Regions from separate parts of the Mus musculus genome. Here region 1 is linked to region 2. The links are chromatin contacts, found by Hi-C in ENCODE. All regions are on one chromosome and are shown on one strand. The core of a region is the stretch at or near the end of the contact, and the rest is flanking DNA. Distances in the headings are between cores, read along the strand shown.

Region 1 (4,131 bases), core at 881-3,380, 230 kb before region 2:
GGCCAGAATCTAACAACGTATATGAGCAGCAGGGTGTGCTGGCTCACTCGGAGGCAGAGACAGGTGGATCTCTATGAGATGGAGATCAGTCTGGTCTACAAAGCAAGTTCCAGGGCAACCAGGGCACTGTTACACAGGAAAACCATGTCTTGGAAACAAACAATCAAAAAAATCAGCAACAAGACAAAACAAAACCACCAAAGTATATGATTGCATAGCATTTGGTGGAGTTCCAATTCAAGTAATGCATGTATGGAGGTCTGGTCTTTTTCTTCAATATTCAAACTCATTTTATGTGTATGAGTGGTTTTATTTCCCTATTTATTTATTTATTTCATGTATATAAGTATACCATTGCTCTCTTCAGACACACCAGAAGAGGGCACCAGACTCCATTGTAGATGGTTGTGAGTCACCATGTGGTTGTTGGGAATTAAACTCAGGACCTCTGGAAGAGCAGTTGGTGCTCTTAACCATTGAGCCATCTCTCCAGCCTGTGTATTTTTGTTTTGCCTGAATGCATATATGTGCACCATTTGCATGCTTGATGTCCAGGGAATCCAGAAGAGGAAGGTGGCCCCTGGATCTGGAGTTACAGGTGGATGTGAGCCCCACTCTGGGTCCTCCGGTAGAGCATCTTCCCAGTCCCCCTTGCCCCCCTTTTTAACTGATGGAGAAGTGAAAGCAGACGGCACATTCTGGACAGGCAACGCACTACTACTACACTATATCCCAGATCCTCCAGTAGTTTTGAGACAGGACCTCACTTCAGCTTGATCTTTTGTTTTGTTTTGTTTTGTTTTGTTTTTGTTTTTGTTTTTTTCGAGACAGGGTTTCTCTGTATAGCCCTGGCTGTCCTGGAACTCACTTTGTAGACCAGGCTGGCCTGGAACTCAGAAATCCACCTGCCTCTGCCTCCCAAGTGCTGGGATTAAAGGCGTGCGCCACCACGCCCGGCTCGGTTTGGTCTTGAATTTGCTGTGTAATCCAGTCTGACTGGAAATAGAAATATGCTTGAGACCATGATCATACCCAAGCTGAGACATTTTGGAATGCAGGGATCACAGGCATGTATCACCACACCTGTTTATATGATGCTTGGGATACAAGCCAGAGCCTTATGTATTTAAGGCTAAATAATGTACCAACTGAACTACATTCCCTAGCTCTGGGACAGATACCTAAAGATGTTCCCTTCTGCTGCCCCTCTTGCTTGTTAGTGTGTGTGCATAATCCCATACTCCAAAAAGGAATTTATGCAGTGAATATTTATTGAATACCTAAATCCTAGATTATATACAAGAACTACAGGAGTAACAGGATCCAGGATGTCATTTGTGACAGTTACGTGACACAAAAATCTTTTTGCTTTACTCTATCTAGGTGAAGTGTGTTTTTACCTTCAATGTAGTAGTAACTTGGACTTTGCATCTTTCTTTAACTGCATTTATATTCTGTAGGAAATGTGGTTTTTGAAGTTATGCTGAAAAATCCAGAGGCAGTATCTCTAAAGGAGATAAGTAAAGATTTGCTCCCAAAACAAGCCAAAAATCTATTTGGATAGACGGAAAAAGGAATCAGGCTGAAATAGCTATGTAGCTTTGCTTTGCGGGTACCCTCAGAAAACCAGTACTGACTGGGATCCCTGGACCTGTAACTTCATCTTCTGAGGTCTTGGTTTTTGAACGTCTTGGAGTGCGTTCTCGACTCTCGGCAGCTGGTGAACAATGCTCAACTGCTGATATGCAAGAGGACCTTGCGTAATAGGCTTGGGTTCCCCGTACCGGTGCTCTCACCGATGCTGAGGCGCTTGAGTTTACACTACTACCGCAAACCGCAGCAGGAGAGGTCCGGACCTCAGCTCCAGGACGCAGGTAGAGCACCGCGCCAGCCCCGCCCTCAGGAATCAAGCCCCGCCCTCTATCTAATCGGTCGCACTATGATTGGTCTCCGCAGAGCGCACGGGTCCAGCCCCGTTCCGCCTCTGAGGTCCCGGTCCCGCCTCCAGGGGTTATGCCCCGCCCACGCAGGCCACTTGCTGCAATCCCATTGGTTCCTGCGGTGCGCACGGCGCCTCGCCCCCGCCCCACCGGCGCCCTGGCCTCCCGCCCGCCGCCGGCCCCCGGCTCCCGGACTGAGGTTGATCGGGCCGCTGCTTCCCGGACAGACGCGCGCCCTCGACGTCCCTGCTCCTGCCTGGGCTCGGTGTAGACTTCGCAGGTAGCCGGGTGAGTGCGGTTGGCAGGTCTCGGGTTTCTGTGATCTGCCGATCGAACGCAGGGCGCCGGCCCGGCGCGGCCTGAGGTTCTGTGGCGCCGCCCGTGTCGGTGCCAAGGAGCGCGCGGGCGACCGGCGGGGCCCGGCCTGCGCCCGCGTCCTCTCGGCGCCCCGTGGCCCTGACGCCGCCGTGACCCGCGCTCAGCCGAGGCAGGCCGCTCCGCCGCGCATCTCGTCCTGAGTCTGGGGAGGTCCCCAAGGCGATCGGTAGGGGATGGAGGTCCTGTGGGGCACCGCCGCAGCCGCCACCGAGGCCCCACGAGCGTCTGGGGACGAGCGACCCTCCCGTTTGCTCGGAGCCGTTGCCAGGAACTGTCCTTGTATCCTTGACTTTCCCCTCCATCCTGCAAGCGCTGGGGGGAGAGGGAGGAGAGGGAGGAGAGGGAGGAGAGGGAGGGAAGTCTTTGGGAATTCATCCTAAGTGGCGAGTGGCCTTTTCAGAGAAGTAGCAGAGCAGTGGTCGTTGTAGGCTAGGCCATTTTGGTCTTTAGCCAGTAAGTTGGTTTTCACCACTGGAAGGTACTTGAGCCTGAGAGGTGGGTAGATACGTGACCTTTCCGACCGTAGCAGCAGAGGGCTGGGCTCGCTCTTCCACCTTGCTGCTGCGATGGGAGGAGGGGCGTGGGAATTCAAACCTCTCGCTGGAGTAGATATGCTCACCCTCAACAACATCCACCCCCCTACCCCCCCGTGCATCCTTCGCGCTCCAACTCTTCACCCTATTTGTACCACAAATCCCATTTCTAGATAATTCCAGGGGCGCTTATTCCCAGGCTTCTCATCCTCCTTTCTCGTTTGTCTTTTCTACCTGTGTGCGGCTTCCAAAAACCAGAGCCAAGCAATTTAAACACTTAAACGAGCATAGTGTTCAAAGACTTCCTGATCCTAAAAATGAAACCCAGAGGTTAATTTGCATAGCGATGCTTCAAGAAAAGCAGGTTTAATCGGAACGGGGTGAGGATGTAGTTTTTTCCTCTTCAGGAGACACACCCTTTGATCCTCCCCATTCTTCCTCTATCAGCTAGACAGCAGCCTTCAACGCTATTGCGTTGTTTGGTTTTGGTTTTGGTTTTCTAAATTCACTACTGGGGTCAATTGATTAAAGAATCAATCTTGCTTAGTCCTTATGTGTCTTTTAATGTAATAAACATTGAAGAAGATTATCAAGTAAAGTTTTCAGACAATACAGAAACAGCAAATAAAAAGTGAAACCCTCCAGCACGCCTTAAATCCCAGCACTCAGGCAGGTGAGGCCAGTCTTGTCTACAGCTCCAGTTCCAGGACTGCCAGGACTATACAGAGAAACCCTGTCTTGAAAAAAAGGCTGGGGGAGTTCCTCAAAATTCTCTCCTTCACTCTCCACTCTTTATGTCCCAGTTCTACTCTTTTTTTTTTAATTATTTATTATATGTAAGTACACTGTAGCTGTCCTCAGATACTCCAGAAGAGAGCATCAGATTTTGTTACGGATGGTTGTGAGCCACCATGTGGTTGCTGGGATTTGAACTCGGGACCTTCAGAAGAGCAGTCGACGCTCTTAACCACTGAGCCATCTCGACAGCCCCCCAGTTCTACTCTTAAGGAGGCCATCATAACACAATGCTATTTGGCAACAGATAATGACACATTTACACATTGATGTATGTAGACTAATCTTTTTTTTTTTTAATTAAAATTTTAAAAGTTGCTAAGAGGGCTGGAGAGGTGGCTCAGAGGTTGAGTGCTCCCTGCTATGAAAGAGGACCCAAGTTCAGTTTCTTGACTGAAGCCACATCAGACTCACAGCTCCCCTGAAACTCACACTCCAGGGAATCCCATGACTTTGGCCTCTGTGGGCACCTGCACTCAGATGCA
Region 2 (3,898 bases), core at 72-2,571:
GGTGTGACAGGACAAGCTGCTTGTGTATCTAACTTGACTAAAATGATGGACTGCAGTCTGGATTTGTGAGTCAAATAAACCCTCTCCTCCCTAAGTTGCTTTTTGTGTGAATTTTCTCACAGCCGTAGGAACAAAGCTAAGATAGGTAGTATGTGTGATGGTTAATATCACCTGTCAGTTTGTCTGGGGCATACTTGGACCAACATCAGTCTATGTGTTGCTGTGATGGTCATGTTAAGCTAAGATTAACATGTAGGGCAGCAATCCTTGAGGAAAGCAGATTGAGGAAAGCCTCCAGCTGCCCTCAGACTCCAGCTGCAGCGAATGTCTTCTCTGGCTCTCCAGCCTGTGAACTCCTGACTTCCTGTTCTCATGGGGGGCATGAACTAAATCTCTAAGAGAAAATCAGCCACGACTGAGGCCTCAGCTCTGTGGAAAGGGATGAACTGTTGGAAGCAGTAAGAAGGATTTCCTGGTTGGATACGAGCCTGGAAAAACAATGGTTACATTCCTTGGCCCAGCAGGGTCTGCTGCTGACTGTGGGCTGTTGACTTTCCTTTTTCTTTCTCAATTGGTAATTTCTGGGATTGCTCCATTTAGTGTCTGAAGCATGAACATGACCTCTTCTCTGTCCAGTATTTCCAGCTTCAACTACTAAGTAGCTGGCTTCATGGCTGAAGAAAAGTTACGGTCCAATCCATCCCGACCTCTGCCGTATCAGTACGTGTCCTTCCTATGTGATCTCTGTTATATTCAGTTCTGTCCCTGTCCTCCAGATCCCATGTCATTTTGTTTCTCCTTCTTCCAAAGCTGTCTGAGATTCACTACAATAACCCCTCCCCCAGGATCTGTGGTGAACTGACCCAGATCCACAGATGCCCAAGTTCTGGATACGAAGTGACAGATTATTCATACAGAATGCACACCCCTCTTCTCCATGTTTAAACCACCTGTAGATCACTCCCAACTCCCAATACTGTGTAGATGCTACGTCAGTACTTGCTCCACTGTGCTCTGCAGGAAGCAATGGCAAGCGGCATCTGCTCACGTTTAGAACACACCCAATATTTCTCTCGATTATCTCCTGTCTAGGATTGGTTAACTCAAGGGATTTGAGGTCCAGAGATGCAGAGAGCTAACTAATTGTGTTCGTGACTCAGCCAGCTGAAGTTTGGGAAATGATCTGGAAAACACACAAGGTGTTGTGAAATGAAGAGATGATAGAAATTGTAGGGGGCTTTCCCAGATAGAAAGCTGTGCATACTTTCCCGGGCCCCTCCTTCGGGTTCACTGGCAGGCTGCCTGACTCAACCTCTCTCATTCTTGGCAGCCGCCAGTGTGAGGAAGCCTTCTGCCAGAGCTGGGTCTTAGGTCAGTACTCCCAGGAGCATTCGCTCTGCTTAGCGGTCAAGGGCAGAGCATAGACCAAAGATCCCCTTGACAGAGGCCTGTGGGCTTCCTCTGTCTCCCCCGAAGTCTGTGTTTTCCAAACTTCTGCTCCAGAAATCAGTTTAGTGAGCCTCAGATATAGGGGCAGGGGGAACAAAATCATGTGAGACACTACGGGCTTGCTTTGCATTTGTGTAATGTGTATGGTCTATGTGGTATGTAAGATCTGAGTGTGTGCCTGTGTGCTTTGTGGTGTGTAGTATGTATGTTTTTCATGGGGAGAATGTCTATGGAGTATTTGTAGAGTGGTGTGTGTGTGTGTGTGTGTGTGTATGCATGTGTGTAAGATGGGGTAGAAAGGGGAAACTGAGGGGACCCAGGAAGGAAAAGACCCCTCTGCCTTTAGTGTCTGGTTTGCATTTCTTGTTTCCTGAGTCTGGAGGGCATCAATGCAGCCAACAGGCAGGAAAGTGTGACTATCGCCTGCAGAATATTAGCAGTGCAGCCTTTCCAGGGACTTTAACCAGCAAAGTGCAAACAGCAAGTGACACAAGCTGGCCTGAAGCTGAGGGAGGGGTTGTGGGTCTGACACCTTTGACCTTGTCAGTCTTCCGTCTCAGCCCTATACTTGCTCAGTGGCTTTGTAAATTACCTGGCAATTTTATTTACAGAAGGAAATTAAGTAAAAGATATAAGTAGGACAGCTTATATTTATTACTTAATTTAAAAATTTTGCTTAACTTTTGAACCTGTTTGTCCATGATACCTTTTGGGGCAGTGTAGTTTCAGAAGCCACAAAATGTCGTTAAGATGCTTAGATACCCCTTCCATGCTTAAATCTAAAGCATATGTTATCTATCTCATCTTCTTTGCTTAATAGCCTGACTTTGTTCCAACTGATGCATACTCGAAGTAATTGTTTTGCGTGGCATAAAATACCAACCATAGCTCCATTCTCTAAGAGATACACCTTAGAAATCAGTCAACAGCTCTGTCTCCCAGGGCTGCTGATAGCTGTGTGTGTGGTATATGTTTAGGTTTGTTGTGGTGGTGGTGGTGTGTGTGTGTGTGTGTGAGAGAGTGTTTGTCAGTGTATGGGTGTCAGTGTATACGTGCATGTGTGGTGTGTGCATTAGTGTGAGTTTGTATGGTGTGTATAAGTGTATGTGTGTGAGTGAGTGTGTATGGTATGTGTATGTGTTTGTGTGAGTATGAGTGTGTGTGTGTATATGTGTTAATATGAGTGAGTGTGGATGGTATATGTATGTGTTTGTGTATGTGTGTGAGTATATGTGTTAGTATGTGTGAGTGAGTGTGTGTGGTGTGTGTATGTGAGTGTTTGTGTGTGTATGTGTGTGAGATATGGTGTGTGGTGGTAATTCCTATCCCCAATGCTGTAATAAGAAACAGCTTACTCCAAGGCTAGCGGAACATCAGCTCCAGGACCCTAGCTGCTGTTTTGTACCCTGTTGCAAAACTCTGTACCTAGTTTGGTTTATTTCTTAATGATTTATTTTACTTTTATTAATGTGTCTCTGTGTGTATGTGCACATATGTATAGGTACTCTCAGAGGCCAGAGCGTAGTGTTCGATTTCCTGGAACTATAGCTGAAGGTAGCTGTGAGCTGCCATGTGGGTGCTGGGAACTGAACCCGGGTCCCCTTAAGAGCAGCCAGTGCTCTGTGGAGCCATCTGTCTAGCCTCCTAATTATTATCATTACTATTATTATTTTTACTGTCGTGCCATTGTGTCCTTTTCCTTAGAGAAGGGATGCGGTGTTTGTGCTCCATCACTATGGTGAAATGCCAGTGACAAGCAGCCTATGAGGAGAACAGGTTTATTCAGGTTTAGGATTCTGGAGCCCTGTGGCTTTGGAGCACTGATGAGGGCAACCTGTCATGGCAAGAGGGAGAGGAGACTGGGATCCCACCATCGCCGTTGAGGGTCTCAGTGACCTAAGGGCTTGTCACAGGGTTTGTATCATCCTGAAGACCAAGCTAGGGTCCACCTTCTAATAAGCCACAGCAGTGGGTAGGTTTCATTCCACTTAGACTGTGGGCCCATGTTTGTCTGCTTTGTGCTTGCTTTCCTGCGGGTCATGCCAAACGTACAGAGACCTTAAGACCCTATGTTTTTATCACTTTCCACACACCAAGCAGACCAGCTTCCTAATGCAGATGCTCAAACTCCCCCAGGCTCCCAGAGCGTTCAGAATTGCTTCCCACTCAGACCCTCAGGGCTGCAGCTCTTGCACAAGCGCCTGCTTTGCATTCTGATTTACCCTCACTCCACAACACCTCTGCCTTTATTTAGTCTCTGCCCTGGGATATTTGCTCTGCACACAAATCCTGTGCTCCCCTACTCTTTCCTGGCTCCTCCTCTCCCTCCTGGAATCAGCTTCACTGTCCTCCAGCAGTCATTTCTCGTGCAGATGCAGGTCAGCCAACTTCAAGGACTGGCCCAGCCTCTGTGTGTGTGTGTGTGTGTGTGTGTGTGTGTGTGTGTGTG

The links. A loop is a pair of places that touch in the nucleus more often than their neighbours do.
Region 1: a map of CH12.LX shows a loop between it and region 2 (2.8-fold over the local background). The contact joins the promoter of Tmem50b here to the enhancer-like site in region 2. A Hi-C loop is called at or near these places in 7 of 37 maps with a recorded cell type or tissue (CH12.LX, Patski, T-helper 1 cell and 3 more).

Annotation. Positions count from the first base shown.
Region 1 is chr16:91,595,679-91,599,809 of GRCm38, reverse strand. Tmem50b (transmembrane protein 50B) reads left to right here and starts at 2,130. Exons shown (of 7, transcript NM_030018.3): 1 at 2,130-2,228.
Region 2 is chr16:91,360,205-91,364,102 of GRCm38, reverse strand. No RefSeq gene overlaps it. Among named protein-coding and RNA genes, the nearest start is that of Ifnar2, 11 kb to the left of the region's middle. Within about 2 kb of position 1,321, at least 2 of the 3 ENCODE cell types and tissues checked have a DNase peak (open chromatin) inside an H3K27ac peak, as active enhancers do.